2 separate regions of the Homo sapiens genome follow, and region 1 is linked to region 2. A link is a loop called in an ENCODE intact Hi-C map of the cell type or tissue named here. Cell type or tissue: PC-9. All regions are shown on one strand.

Evidence for each region. A loop is a pair of places that touch in the nucleus more often than their neighbours do. Peaks named below come from ENCODE experiments on the same cell type or tissue, not always from the same donor. Only the 100,000 strongest peaks of a DNase experiment are listed, where the experiment ranks them.
Region 1: a loop joins it to region 2, with 19 times the contacts of the local background. A loop is called at or near these places in 2 of 110 quality-filtered maps.

Annotation. Positions count from the first base shown.
Region 1 is chr18:57,084,379-57,092,378 of GRCh38, forward strand. No RefSeq gene overlaps it. Among named protein-coding and RNA genes, the nearest start is that of LINC-ROR, 16 kb to the left of the region's middle. In PC-9, no CTCF peak of the experiment used is centred here; a DNase peak (open chromatin) is centred at 3,773; H3K27ac peaks cover 1,144 bases.
Region 2 is chr18:57,205,878-57,213,877 of GRCh38, forward strand. No RefSeq gene overlaps it. Among named protein-coding and RNA genes, the nearest start is that of LINC02565, 39 kb to the left of the region's middle. RefSeq lists enhancers at 3,962-5,161, 4,090-4,199. In PC-9, no CTCF peak of the experiment used is centred here; DNase peaks (open chromatin) are centred at 4,724, 5,344 and 5,704; H3K4me3 peaks cover 468 bases; H3K27ac peaks cover 3,306 bases.

The DNA.
Region 1 (8,000 bases), 120 kb before region 2:
TACAAGAGCAAAGAAGTAGAGGAAGGGGGAGGTGTGGCTTCCTGTCACAGCCAGCCTAGGTCCTACTGGCATTTTTACAGATGAAACCGTAAGCACCAAATGTGTATGCTTCAATACAGAAAGTCGCCAAGCAGTGAGGCTGCACTGCATGAGGTCAACTGTTTTCTAAATAACCTTCCGCCCTGTTATTTAGGAGGATGGAAACAAGAGACTGAACGAAATAAACAGAAAATGAAAGACAGGGAAGGAAGTGGTGGTAATAGAGATGTGAGGAGAGGGGAAGCTGAGAGCACCTATCTGTGCCTTTGATTCAGGACAAGTGCATCAGGGCTTTTGAGATCTGGCCAGCCTCACTCCACCTCCCGGGGACTGCTTGCCTTGCCACGGCTGGTGGAAAACAGGACTGTAAAGTTACTTTCCCCAGATATTTAGAACTGGGGCTCAGGAGTCTCTGTTTAGCCTCTGTGCTGTGCACATGTGCAATGCTAAAGGTTGTGGAGCTGCTTAGCTGCTCGATCTGTGTAGGGAAGCAGAGAAACCTGGGAAGAGAGAAACAGAGAGAGGAGTAAATGAGGCATGAGGATGGTGTTTGTGTACTGCGTCCTAGCCCTCAGGGGGAGGATTAGGGTCCTTTTCGCTCTTGGTTGGGTTCCATGAGGCACACTTATAATGACCTCCTCTCCACATGCTTAAGCCAGTTTGAGTCACTTCCTGTCACAACTGAAAGAGCCTTAGGGGAACCGGGAAATAATTCATAGTCAATCTATTTTACTCTCTTCCTCTTTCTTTTCTTTTGTCTGTTTCCAACTTCAGAGTTCAAGTCACTATCCCGCTTTCCCCAGTGCTGCATGTTGTTGAGTGGGCAGTATTGCTTGGAAGTGGAATCCATTGCACTGGAAGAAGGAAAATATCATGGCGAATTAGTAAAACTAAAGTGAGTTGAGGCAGTGGCTTTAGGAAAGAACATGTGGCTTGATGCAGGCTGACACAGGCATAGATGGGAAACGATGAACTCTAGAATGTTTTGTGCCCTTCCAGTTGGAGGATTAGGGAGAACTAAGAACGCTATTAGAGTTTGACCAAGTAGAGTTAAGGCCCGTTGGCCAAAGGCCACCTGGATTGCCCAGGAAATGATGCTGTAACCTTACGATAATGATCCTACAGGAAATTCATATGCAAATGAAGTGCAAAGTAATTAGAGTAATTAGTGGCAAAGCAATATGTGGTTCCAACAGCTCTGCCTTGGGGGGCTGGCGAGGAGGGGTGGAGATTGTGTTGCAGCGAAGACAAAGAAGAGAAAACTGAGTTACATAAAAAAGAGAATCTGTGTGCCTGTGAAGCAGACAATAAATGCACACATACATGAACACGAAAAATATCTGCCAGTGAAGCTCTTTGTGGAGAATTGAAATAGGGCAATGTGATTATGGTAGGGTGGCAATTTGAGATTAGATGATTAGGGTATCTGAATTAATTTTTAAAAGTTTTTACTTACAATTAAACTTTGACACCAGGAGCTCTGCCTTATGACCACGTTTGAGAACCACTGCAGCAGGGAGTATAGGAAATGTGGCCATAATAGGACATTGCCTGTTGCATAGCAAGTCAATACACTGACACCGAGGGTTGCAGCAGAGAAAGTGTTTTAGGATGGGCGCGGTGGCTCACACCTGTAATCTGGCACTTCGGGAGGCGAGGAAGGCAGATTATTGAGGTCAGGAGTTCGAGACCAACCTGGGGAACATGGCAAAGCCCTTTCTCTACTAAAAATACGAAAAAAATTAGCCAGGTGTAGTGGTGTGCACCTGTAGTCCCAGCTACTTGGGAGACTAAGGCAGGAGAATCACTTGAACCCAGGAGGCAAAGGTTGCACTGGGCAAAGATCATGCCACTGCACTCTAGCCTGGGTGACAGAGCGAGACTCTGAACAACAACAACAAAAGTGTTTTAATAGTAGGTTAATGAGAGGAAACCTCAAATTTGCCTCCCTGAGGAGTTTGGGGCTAGGTACTTTAAGGGTTTTGAAATGGGCTAAGGTGTGAGAATTGTGAATTGGTCAAAGAATGCAGGGTGAAATCATGGGTCAGGGTGACAAAGAAACTACATTCTCAAGCTGATTCAGTCCCTCTGTTGGGGTCTTCAAACTGGTTGGCATCAGCCTTTCCAGGGAATTCAGGTTCTGAAGAACATCTTAAGCAATTCATCCTACCTATAGAAACAATACGGATGCAAATGGTCAGTCCTTAGTGCGATGTGACTTTTGGTTACAAGGAAGTGGGCCACAAAATGTGGCCTGATTAATGCTTAATTATAACTATATTTCAGAACCTGGCATGTAATTCTTATTAAACCTGTGAGGACAATTTCAGAAACGCAAGATCAAATCCAGCCACCTGAGGCATTGACCATCTCCTAGGGGAGAGAATCAGAAAGCTTGTAGAAAGTGCTCATTGGACGTGGGATGGAGTAAATTCAACAGGGTTTATCTGAAGATGCTTCTTTAAATCATTTTTCCAAGCCCTCTTAGCCACAGCCTTCTCGGTGAACCAGGAGAATTTCATATTTGTTGGCATTAGCCCCTCAATTCTGAAACTATCTTGGCAAAAGTTATCATAATAAGAAAATCTAACATAGAAAAATGAGGACAGTAAGAGAAATCTGACATAGCTGACTCCATCTTGCTTCTATCCTCTCAGCTGTCCTTGTTCATTCCTGGGCATAAGCCAAGCTAACATTAAGAGGAATTTAGTTTATAGTTTAACCTTAAAGCAGAGATGATAATAACCCTTTCCCACACTACCCCCTCCTTGCTTGGGGACTGAGATTACCTTTGTAAAATTAACAAATTAGTCACTAGGTTAAAATTACGGCTCAGGAGTCATGCAGACAGAAGCTGCAAGATTTCTAACCTCCCCAATGGCTCCTATCGATAACATTACTATTGTAAAACCTAAGACTGGTGTTCAAGGTATTTTTAAGACCCTGCATTCTGATGGACCTGCTGGTATCACACAGTCTGATAAACTGGCTTAATTAGTTTTGTGATTCTATCCAGGAACTGAAGACAGCAAGAAGCCAATTTGACTCCCGATGATTTCATTCCTAACCCAACCAATCAGCATTCCCCATTCCCTAGCTCCTTGCCTACTAAATTGTCCTTTAAAAAACCCTAGACTTCAAATTTTGGGGGAGATAGATTAGGGTAATAACTCCTATCCTTCCTGTCAGTTGCCTTGCAATAATTAAACTCTTTCTCTACTGTACTAATACTGTCTCAGTGAATTGGGCTTATCTGTACAGCAGGCAAAAAGAACCCATTGGGTGATCATAATTCTACGAGGATAGCTGGGGACCCCTGCCTTAAACACTAACAGCTACCTGACAATCCTTCTCTTAGAGTCCAGACACATTCTTTTCTGTATCCCGTGTTCCAAATCTACCAAGCATCACAGGCAGTGGGGTGGAGGCGAATTGGCACACCTCAGATTTGCATAATAATAACTAGCTCTAAACTCTGTAAAAAATGGAAAATGACTTCCAGGAGTCTCAGGGAATAAAGAAATGCAGACATTTTGTGGGGGATTTGGAGTCCTTGCCACTTCGTCCTTCACTTGCATTCTTTATACATTTCTAACATTTTCTTTACTTGGATTTTAAAAAGCAAAGATGCCTTCTTTCCTCAGCTGCCTCCTCACTAAACGTTTCCCTGGTGAAGGTAGAAGCCTCCAGGGAATGAACTTCTCGGGAGATAATGACATCAGTCTAGAAATATTCACACTTCCCGGACTGGGTGTGTTAGTGGTGAGGGTGGGGCTGGGTGTGTGAACCAATCAGTCAGGGAGACCACAGGGCTGGGGGCGCGGGGGGAGAAAGCTGAGGAGACAGGCTGGAAAGGAAGCATTAGATGGGCACAAGGGAAGAAGTTGGGGCCCTATATCCCTGTGGCAGGGTCGCATAGAAACAGGGCCTAGGCTGGACGTGGTGGCTCACACCTGTAATCCCAGCACTTTGGGAGGCTGAAGCAGGGGGATCACCTGGGGTCAGGAGTTCAAGACCAGCCTGGCCAGCCCCACTCTACTAAAGACCATCCTGGTGAAACCCCGTCTCTACGAAAAATACAAAAATTAGCCAGGCATGGTGGCAGGTGCCTCTAGTCCCAGCTACTCAGGAGGGTGAGGCAGGAGAATCTCTTGAATCCGGGAGGCAGAGGTTGCAATGAGTCGAGATTGCACCACTGCATTCCAGCCTGGGCGACAGAGTGAAACTCTGTCTCAAAAAACAAAAAACAAAACACAACAAAAAACAAAAAACAAAAAAAAAAGAAAAGAAAAGAAAAAAGAAGCAGGGCCTAGCACTCAAGGTCTCCATCATCTTATTTTGTTGGGGTGGAGGACAGGGAGAAAAGGAGCTGGTCAGACCCGTTCACGTTCAAGTGGCCACAGGACTCTCTGGGGTGATGGAAAGTTTTCCTCAGAGCTGGAACCACCCTGCTCACGGGGAATAGACCCAAAAGACTTCCCAGGATCCTGGGTTCTGATGCACTGGGTCTTGAAGGTTGGCAAGTCCTCACTCTTCAAAGTGTGGTCTTGGACCAGCAGCCCTGGCATCACCTGGGAGCTTGGGTGCTGTGCAGAATCTCATCAGATCCGCCCCAGAGCTGCTGACTCTGAATCTGCACTTCAGTGAGATCCCTGGGGAACTCAGAGTGCACTGGAGTTTGAGAAGCATGTCTGCAGGTGGCTCTGCAATATCAGACTTCCAGGTTTTAATCACAGGATGTTTACTGAACCGGGTGCATGTGTTATGTAATTTTGTGAGTATGCACAGAGGCAAGATGCTAGTCCATACGGTAAACGACTAGAGCATTGGATAACACTCACGATGTCAAGGAAAAGTTTTTGTTTGTTTGTTCATTTTGAGATGGAGTCTGTCTCTGTTGCCCAGGTTGGAGTGCAGTGGCGTGATCTTGGCTCACTGTAATCTCCGCCTCCCAAGTTGAAGCGATTCTTCTTCCTCAGGCCCCCGAGTAGCTGGGATTACAGGCATGCACCACCATGCCTGGCTAATTTTTGTATTTTTAGTAGAGATGGGGTTTCACCATGTTGGCCAGGCTGGTCTCAAACTCCTGACCTCAAGTGATCCACCCACCTCAGCCTCCCAAAGTGCTGGGATTACAGGTGTGAGCCACTGCACCTGGCCAAGGAAACAGTTTTATGGATGGTTTATCCCTCACCACAGCATGCAGGACAGGGCCACTGGTCCATTAGGGACCCACAGATCATCTGCTTGTGGTCTCCCTGCCTGCCCCTGCCCCATCACTGTGCTTCCCAAAGTCCGCAAACCAACACACCTTCACTCTTCTCCTAGTCTGTCTTGCAGCCAGGTTGATTATGTTTGCCTTTTCAGAAATGTGCTGCTTCTTAATGATAAAAAATTAGGACATGAAAGGAAGGGGCAAAGGTGAAGAAGGTGACCCAGATGAATGACACACTCGATGTCACTGTTTAAACCACATTCCCTTGGGTGGAGTGTGGTGAGGCCAGTGCAGATGGAAAGGGGGAACCAGGAAGAGTTTTCAGTGTTGTTACTCACAGCTTCCTGGGGAGAACACAGCCTAGCACCGAAGGTTGCTCGGGAAGTGGAGGGCAAGTAGTTTCTACCGGAAGGAAACGGGGGGGCAGCCAGTTTAGGATTGACTAGTTTGAATAATTTCAGTGGACTGTAGGGAGTTGAGGCTGTCCCTTGTTTTCTGGTACCTGGCCCTGGGGTGATCAGAACAGAGGAAGAGTGACCCTGAGTGTGAGAGCCCCATCAGGGAGGTGGTTGGGGGTGTGGACGTAATCAGTTTCAGGAAGAAGAATGGACCTGCCTCTAACCGGGTCTCAAACTGGGTCAAGACAATCTTTGAAAAAATTGCAATACAGTCAGGCCCCAAATTAAATTTGTTTCCGTGTTTTCTCATCCAATCCTACCAAATGTGTAAGGCTGCTCCCAAATATTCTGGTTATTGATGGCATAACCAGCCACCCCCAACCTTAAGAGCATAAAACAACAGCATTTATGATGCTCACCGGCTCCGTGGGACAGGAAGCTGTATGGATGGCTCTTCTGGCTTGATTCAAATGGCTGGAGCTGGGGCTGAAAGAGCCGGGGCTGAAAGAGCCAGGGCTGGCATATCCATTTACAGGGTGGCCTCTGGCCAGCTGAAAGATGGGCTTAGCTGGGGTTGTTGATCATAGCGTTGACATGTGGCCTCTCCAGCATGGTGGTCTCAGCACAGTGAAACTTCTTGCATGGAGGTGGAGGGTTCCAAGAACACGTGTTCCTAGCCACGAAGGTGGAAGCTGTATGGCTTTATGGTTGAGCCTCAGAAGTCACATAGTGTCATTTCCACCCCAATCCTTAGGTCAAAGAAGTCATTAGGCTCCTCTTCCAACTACAGATTCAAAGAGAGTGCACAGAGACTCCACTTCTCCTGGAGGGAATGTCAAAGATCCTGTGACTATGATTTTAAAACATTGCACTGCATTATAGAAAATTGATGGCCCTGCACAAGGTCAGAGTTTTGCAGACAATATAAAAATATTAGACCTGGTGGGCTTCCAGTGTCATGACTTTCCGCAACAGGCATCAAAAAGACCTCAGGAAAGAGTTCAATTAAAGAGACTTCTCTCTCCTTTTCCTGGAACCTCACCTCCAATTTCCTATTCCTGAACTGCCTCTCTTTCTGGCATTTAGAACCTAGTGAACAGTCAGCAGAAGGGAGGATCGTGAACTTCTGCTATGAGTATTTGCTATAGGGATCTCCTCTGTTAACTTTCATTTAATCCCACACACTTGTATTGAGTGCCTAAAGATAAATATGATAGCACCATGGTTAAGAGCAAGAACTTCAAAATCCAGTTGCCTGTTTGAAATCCTAGCTCTGCCCCTATGCAAATGCCACAGCCAAGTTATTTAAACTTTTGGTGACTCAGTTTTCTCAACTTTGAAATGGGTATACTATAATAATACCATGGACTGTCATGAGGATAGGATAAATATATGCAAGGTAAGCACTATGTCAGTGTTTTCTAGAGTTGTTTCTACAGAGCAGAACTTCTGTCCCTCCTTGCTGTCAAGGATTGCACAGGTCAGCCAGGTGGGAGAAAGGTACACAAGTAACAATTCCACCAGACAGGCTGTGGTGGATGCTGAAATAGAACCACAGACAGCTGTGGGACAAGGCAAGGGAGCTAGAAAAATGGAATATTGACCACATTGTAAAACTGCAAACTCATGTGTATTAGGCTGCTGGGGTTTTGCCTAAACCTCCAGTCTTTGAAATCTACTTCCAATAGCCATGACTCCAAAGTGGGAGTTTTATAATCGTATTTGAGCTTCAGAGATTGCTGAATGCAGTCTTTTAGAAAGATGGAGATTTGCTTAGAAATCCACCTGAGGACTGGAAGCTTCTTGACTCTCTTTCTGGAGCAGGGCCTCACCCAATAAGTTAGTTCCTAATTGGATTGAATTATCCAGCTTTCCTGGTGCTGTAATTGATGCTTGTGTATCACTATTGCCTTCCCAGCTCAACATGAGCTTCCTGAGCCAGGAACTGTGGTGTCCATTCCAGCTCAAACTCTTGTCTCTCAGGGAGTTTTCAAGAACCTCAGGCAAAAGTTCCATAGCAATTGCCCTAAGGTAACCACAAAGAAACATTTCCGTGGAGGAAATCATGGATAAAACACACTGTACCTGACGAGGTTACAAATGAGCTTAAGATGCTATTTAGGGGTAAAATTCTTGACTTGCTTTTCTCTCTATTCCTAGTGCCCACCATAATGCTTGGCACATAATGAATTTCATAAAAGTTCTCTGAGTGAGTGAATGAATGAATGAATGAACGAAGGAGTAGGGCCTGTGGCTGACATTGCCAAGTTTAAAACCTGAGCCCTAGATCCAGGTGAAAGGAGTTTGGCAAACAGGTAGTGAGGCCAAGAACACACATCTGAGACAAG
Region 2 (8,000 bases):
CAGAACTAAGGAAGCGCAATTTAAAGCTCTAGCATAGAAACATGCCTACAACAACTGAAGAAAGCCCTTTCCTTTTTCAAAAGAAAAAATATAAATTGAAGCTCAGTGAAGAGTGAACATTCAGACCTCCCTGGTAATGGATTCCTTCCCACACTGGATTCTAAAACAGTAAGGGAAGATAACAGGGTACATCCAACCTCCTCAGCCCCAGGGAAATTTAACTGGGTGAATATTGGTCGGATACCTCACCAGACTCCAGAAACTGAAGTGCCCTGATCGGGCAGCTCTTTCTTCCTCAGCCAGGCTGTGATTTGTCTACAACTGAAGGCAAAGAGCTGAGGGTGATTATGAGCTGTGTCTCTGGTCTGTGAGGGTGACCACCAGGAAGGCAGTGCTGGTGACACTCCCAGGGGCCCAGATGCTCCCCTAGAAGGTGACACTCCCAGGGATCCAGATGCTCCCCTAGAAGGTGACAGTCCCAGGGATCCAGATGCTCCCCTAGAGGGATGTCAGGTTTCTGCCTGAAAATTCTAGTATTTCCTCTGTACTCCCCAAAGGGATGGAGGCCATGTCAGCCTTACATGTGGGCACCAGAGGCCAATTTTAAGTGTCCACTGGCTGTGGCCCTTCCCCCCGTCCCACAGTAGTCTTATCCCTGTCCTGACAGTTTGTATGGACAAAACTTCCCCTGAAGCTCAGAATGCTGAGAGGTTTTCTAAGCATGTTCCAAGACCTAGGGCTTCTTAGAGATAACATGGAAATGTCCCCCCACCCCCTCAACAAATCCCCGTAGGATTCTATAACAATTCCAAAGTCTGTGCCTTTAACAAAAGGCAGAGAACAGGCATTTTAGAGAACCCATCCAGAATCAGATTTTCTGGGTCCAAATTGTATGACTTTCCTGGTAGTTGGGATTCTCCAGAGAAACAGAACCAGTATATATTTTTATTACAAGGAATTGACTCAAGTATGGAGGCTGAGCAGTTCCAAGATCCGAGAACCAGGAGACGACCTGATGCTACAAGTCCCAGCCAGACTCTGAAATCAGAAGAGTGTGCTTCGGTCTGTGCTCAAAGACAGTCAGGTAGAGAAAAAATTCTCTCTTGCTTAGCATTTCATTCTACTCAGGCTTTCAAAGGATTGGGTGAGGATTACCCCCATTCAGGAGCGCAATCTGATTTACTCACTCCACAGATTCAAATGTTAGTCTTATCCAGAAACACCCAGACTAATGCTTGACCAAATAACCAGGCACCCCATGGCCTAGTCAAATTGTTACATAAAATTAACCATTATAACCTTGAACGAAGTCACTTTGTCTCGCTGTGCCTCAGTTTCCTCATTTATAAAATAGGTGTTATCACAGCCCCTTCCTCACCTGGTTGGTGAGAAGTTTAAGAGAGGCCAAATACACAAACTACTTGGCAGAATGCTTGGAATGCAGTAAGTGCCTTAGCTCCTGGGGAGGAGAGAAGTAGTAGGAAAGAAGCAAAGAGGAATTGGAGAAGGGCTTCCTGGGCTAATTTATCACAAACTTAACCATTTCTTCACCCTTACTGCTAGAGTTCCTTCTCTATCTCTCTTTCTCCATTTGTAGCAGCTCTGATATCCACATTTGAAAAAGGTTCTGATTCCCCTGAGTGACAGTTTCTTCACTTCTCTTTTTTGTCAGCCTCTCTTCATGGAGAATCTAATTTTTCCACTCAGAATTTCTGATGAAGATGAAGGCAGAGAGAGGGCTGAGCATGTCATGGGGACATTGTTGTCAGCCGCCCTGATGTTGGATGTTGTGGGAATGGAGTGACTGCCTCCCAAACCATCTACCTGCTGTTGACACAATGCAAGAAGTCCAAAGGCCTTTTTCCCAGGCTGACCCAGCACCTTGTGCTGCTGAGCTTATTCAAATGACCATTGCATTAAATATCACCGTGGAGACAGTTAATGCAGTAATATTACCAGCTGGGAATATGCCTTACAGTGGAAGCCAAGGGAGGCAAGAGGAGGTAGTGCGGAAATGGTTTATGTGAAAGACGTCTTCCCTTTACACAAAAATGTCCAAAAACTATTAATTTTGGGCAGCAGCAAGGAAGAAATACATGAAAGGAAAATTGATTTCTATTTAAATGGTATGTTTTCATCACCTTTCTTCAGAGCCTAAGCATTCATCTTTGAGTACCTGTGCTAATTGATTTTGAATGCAATTCAACGCGATCGCTGCACAATAATAAATCTCAGGGCAAAGAGGATAAAGGAGGGAACTTGAGCCAAACAGGAAGTGGTGTGACACGTGGCATCTAAAAGGTGTGTCTGTGTCATCCTGGGGTGAGCTCAGGAGCAGTACTGATGGGAGGCGGGATAGTCTAGGCAGCAGGAGCTGCTTGTTTGTATAACAACCTTGAACTTGAACTCTTCCAGCTGATCCAGGGAGTGTCAACTGCTGGGCCACCGCCTGGGGCTCAGGCGACCTGTCCCCAGGCATGCTGTGGTCCTCTCTGAAGGAGGAAGGCACTCTTGTGGCTACTCTTCCATTCTTCCTTGTAGTACCTGTTGCCTTCTTTCTTTTCCAGCTGCCCCCCCACCACTGCCCACAGCCCTGGTCTTCCTGGCAAGCCTCTTTCTTATTACCCATTCTCCCTAAAGTTCATGCCCATTCCTCCATGGGCTGTCACTTTGGAAGGCAAGTGGCTGAGCTGTTCCCTGGAAGATATAACAGAACCATGCTAGAGACCCTGAACTCTACCAGTGATGGAGGAATGAATCTCAAAATAAGAGTCCAGGCTCCATGGCTGGCACATGGGGCAAGTAGAACCTTTGGGATTCATTTGGGTAACCCCCTAAGGGTGCCTGACCACCTCTGCAAGGGCCATGCCATTGTTCATCCCCAGGAGAGGTGAGGCAGGAAGGGGTTGGCAGGAGGGTGAGGGTGCAAGATTGGATAGGAAGAAAAGGAGTCTACGAGGGCTCTTTGCTACTCAGTGGCCATGTGACAGTTTTAATGTTTCTTTCTTGAGCAGAAATATAGCAGATAAAAAAAGAACCACAAATCTGTCAAAATGCCCTGTGCAAAGAAGCTGAACAATCACAAAAAAGTGTTGTGCCCATTCCTGAAAATATTTTCACCACGTGGTGAAAATAATTCATGGGAACTTGGTCCAATCTCCATGCATCGGGTCAGCAGGTGACTCAACTCAGAAGGAAAGAGCAGATGGTGTGGTGAGTGTGCAGGAGCCCGAGAAAAGCTGAGATTTGGAGACCAGTGGTGGTCTGGTGGGCTTGTGCAGTAGTTAGCCATACTGTTTGTACAGGACCAGCTCCAATTCGCAACAGGATCAAATCTTTATACCGACCCACTTGGCATTCCTGGAAGTTTGATGTGGCAGGGCTACTCTTGAGCAGGACTGAACCGTCTCCAAGCGTTTTTCTCTAAATGATTGAGATCAGGAGTTTATTTCTGAGAATGAACAGTCCTATCCAAGATGTATCTACTTAACCCAGAAGCAACATGTATATGAGATCAAAATACAAAGCCATTGCAGTCAGTTTGGGCATGAAGGCAGTTAATCCAAATTTCCAATGCACAGACAAATCATCCCAAGACAGACTGAATTATTCATGGACTTAATGGTTTATGTTTTGTACAGATATCACTTTATTTTTTATGGTAAGAAGTTTAGTTGCCATGTAAGTATATTGAAAATTAAAATAATTATTTCTGTTTACACGACATGAAATGAACTGGACCCTCATGTCCTACATCTCTCCCCATTGCTATCTCTTTCATTCATTCATTTATTTACAGTCTCTATCCTCTTGCAGTTTACCACTTGGTGGGGGAAAGCAAGCATTAAGCAGATAAGCATTTCTTCCTGTGTTGTGGGGCTACGATAAGAGAGATTTAAAGCAAAAAGGCCTGGCCCCTGGCACAGCCGAGTCAAGCTTTCATTTTCCCCCAGCTTGCCAAGATGCGGTCTCTGTTTCTGTCTCCCCACCTGCCAACCGCCCAGGTGGCCCATTGATTTCTGACATGCCGTGATGTAAAATGGCACATCGTGGTATCATTAGGTGCAATGCTGACAAAGGTAAAAGAAAACCCCTTCTGGCTCATGCTGAGAGTTCCTTCTCTCACACCCACCGCTCACTGTAGCCAGTTCCTGAATTGCATTTACAGCCGGGAGGATGCGGCAGCAAAGACACCCCACGGAGGGAGGAAGAGAAATGAAATTTCTCTCGGACCCATTGATCTCTCCTCTGAGCAATTTACTAGTCGGGGAGGTGGAGAAGCGGCAGGAGAAGCGCTTAGGGCTGCTCTTTATCTCACTTCTGAGGGCTGGGGACATCCCTAAGTGAATCTGCAACTCACTGAGGCCACACTCCCTGCTGACAGTCCCTTGGTGACAAACCCCTGACTTTGCAGGACCAAAACCAAGAAAACAGAGGTAGGCAATAATTTGGAATAGGAAAGAGCGGGCATTAACAAGCTAGACCTTAAGACATCCCTTAGGTGATTAAGGGGCTAAGCTGGCAGGATGTGTGCAGGTCCCCCTTCTGAAAGCTGTGCGGGAGCTGGGACTGCTCAGTCAGCTCCGCCTCCAGCTCAGGGAAAAATGCACAATGACTCATCTTCCTCCTAGCCAGGACCAGCAGGCGCCGAGGGAGTGTCTGCAAGCCTTTCCTCCGCACTGGGCAAAGTGTAGCTTCTCATGATGAAGAAAATCAACCTTCTTTGTGCCAAGAGCGAGTCCTGTGACATTCTTTTGCCCCAGGGTCTGTACTATGAGGGGAGTCCTGAACCCTGAGTTCAGAATTTTATCCTGCCTACAATCCTATGCGAAAATCTTCAGCCTTGGTATTTAGCATTCCATAAAATACCAAACCTGAGAGGGAATTTGGGGGTTTTCCCATGATTACCTGAGGGCAGGGCAGACACTGCACAAAGTGTCACTGAGTTCAATAGACTTCTGTGAGTGATCAGGACTAGATATCACAGAGTGAAAGAGAGGACTTTGACCTTTGACTTTTCCTTGGGTACTCCACCCCAATCTCAGTGCCTTCCCCTCCTCACTCTTCCCTGGCCTGTGCAAAGGCTCCAGGCTTTTTCTGTGGTTTCCACCACACCCTCCTGGAGCCTGATCTTGGATTTCTCACTTGCAACCCACCAGGCAACCGTGTAAGGGAAAATCAGCAGTTTCACTGCAGTCTGAGCTGGCACAAAATACAGGTCACAAAGACCCTGCTAATAAAACAGGATGTGGTAAAGATGCTGGCCAAAGCCCACCAAAACCAAGATGGTGATGAAAGTGACCTCTGGTCACCCTCACTGCCAACCTCCTATCTTATCCTGTGACTTAGAATGCCTAATCTCCTGGGAATGCAGTCCAGTAGGTCTCAGCCTTATTTCACCCAGCCCCTATACAAGATGGAGTCACACTGGTTCAAAATGCTTCTGACACAATTAGTATCTTTTTTCTTTAGTGCAATCATATCTTCAATATAATCAAATTCAGTTACTTCAACAGATGTTCACTGGGCATCTATTATATGCTAGACTGTGGGATGACAGCCATAAACGAGCTGACCTAGTCCTTGCCCTCATGGAACAATTGGTATAGAAGATGAAAGGAGATATGGACAAGGAAACAGAACATTCTAATGCAGTATGATAAAGGTGTTGGCATGGGAAGCTGAAAATGCAGAAGGACTTCCGAGCTCCTGAGAGAGGCCAGTGAGCAAGAAGTGATGTCCAAGCTAAAACCAATAAAATGAGCTGGAGTTAGTTAGCAGGCAGAGGAGATAGGGGAGAAAGGAAGGCGCTGCAGGAAGAAGGAAGAACATGTGCAAAGGATCAGAGGCTGGGCATAGGATGAGGAACTGCAGAAAGTTTAGGATGGCTGGAGCTTGGATGATGGATGATGGGGGAAACAGGGAAAGATGAGGCTGGATAAATCAGAAGGGTGCAAAAACAAAGGGTGTTGCAAGCCTGACAGAGGGTTGGGCTTCATCTCTCTTAAGCACACAGAGAAACCAGTGGGAAGTTTTATAATAAGGGAGTGATAGACTCACAGCACAGTTTGAGAAAGATCTTTCTTGTTGCAATAGGGAGGTGGAGTTAGCAGTGGGTGGACAAGCAGGGAGATCTGTCTGAAAGCTCCTGCAAAGCTCCCACCAGGGAGCATCAGAGGGAATGAAGAAAAGAAGGGCCATGGAAAAGCGATTGAGAAGGAAAGTTGATGTTCTCACTGAGACCTGAAATAGGGAACCCAAGAAAAGAGAATCTGTAGTGAGACAAAGTCTTTCAGTTTTAAGGCTGGATGCTGAAGTACCATGCTCCTTCATCATGCCAGGCACAGAGGAGATTTCACAGACACCAAGCTCCTTGTTGTTGGGTGATGTGTCTTGTTCTCTAAGCACCTGGCACACAATAGGTGGTGAAAAGTGGTTTTAGATGTATTCATGAATGAATGCATTAATAAATAAATTTAACACAAGAGTCTCTAACTTCAAAGTTCTTACAGTCTTATCGTAAGACAAGATTATCCTACATCAAACAATTAAAGAACTGCACAAGATAGAACGTAATTAAGTTCTAAATCATCTAGTTTAGGTTATAAGTGCTGGAGTTTCAGAGAAGGGAAAGATCAATGTGGGCTGGAGGAGTTAAGAATGGCTTAAATATAATTCCCTGACATTACAGTACCGTGGAAACAACAGTGCTGGGCTTAAAATGAAGAGATGAAAGCCAACACATTGAGCCTTATTTACCCAGTGTCGTGCAGCAGACCACCATGATTTTGGGGGACTGAATTAGTAACGTTGGCCTTAGGGGTTAATGCTGTTCAGGTGGACTTATTTGTGTACAATTAATAATGGGTTCTGACATAATTAATTCTCATCATATTCTTTTTGTAATGATTTTTTCTATCAGCATGAACATTCACGGAACGTAAATTGAACCATTTTAAAGTATACAATTTGGTGGCATTTAGTACATTTATATTGTTGCGCAACTAACACATTTAGATCCAAAACATTTCCGTCACTTCAAAAGAAAACCTGTTCATTGTATTCTTTTTTCTTCCTTTTTTTTGAGACAGGGTCTTGCTTTGTTGCCCAGACTAGAGTACAGTGGTGTGATCATGGCTCACAGCAGCCTCGACTTCCCGTGCTCAAGTGATCTTCCCACCTCAGCCTCTCAAGTAGCTGGGACTACAGGTGTGAACCACTATATCTGGCTAATTTTTGTATTTTTTGTAGACACAGGCTCTCATCATGTGCTCACGCTGGGTGTTCATTGTGTTCTTGAATTAACAATGCAATACAGTAGACTGAAAAGAACACTGGAGTATGGTACCTTAAGTTCTCCTCTGAGGTCTACAACTGAGTAGTTCAAATTTGACTCTGAGCAGGTCACTAATGATTTTTGCGCCTCAGTTCCATCATTTGTAAAATGGGAGAGTTTGACTAAGATGATACCCAAGATCTCTTCTAGCTTTACAACCCTGTAATTCTAAATACAGTAGATTTATTGATTGACTGTAATATGCAAAAAAAATGATAGTGCATGTGTGTGCGTGTTACAGGGCAGAGATGGGAGGAGGCAGGGACTCCCTGAGACTAAGATGAAACTGAATGATGCATGGGTGAGTGTGGAGTTGAGGGAGATTATCTGGTTGGCTACCCCATTTTTTTTTTTTACTTGGATAGGTTGGTGTTTAACTCCTCATTGAACCCTGGTTGAATTCAGCAATTATGAAGTCTTGCTCCAGAGTTGCCTTGGATACTACCATTAAGCTGTATTTGCATCCTGAATAATTTGATGTGTACTTCCAAGGCTAAATGTTTCTTTTTCTTCCTGCCCCAAATCTTTAGTTACAACTTCTGTTCACCAATTTCTTCTTGCACACTTCATGGAAAGAACTTGTTGCCAGTTCTCTAAATAGCCTCAAAAGTGTACATAGGCCTTATAGTCCGAGAAAATACGTGGAATCTCAAAACTGATAGAG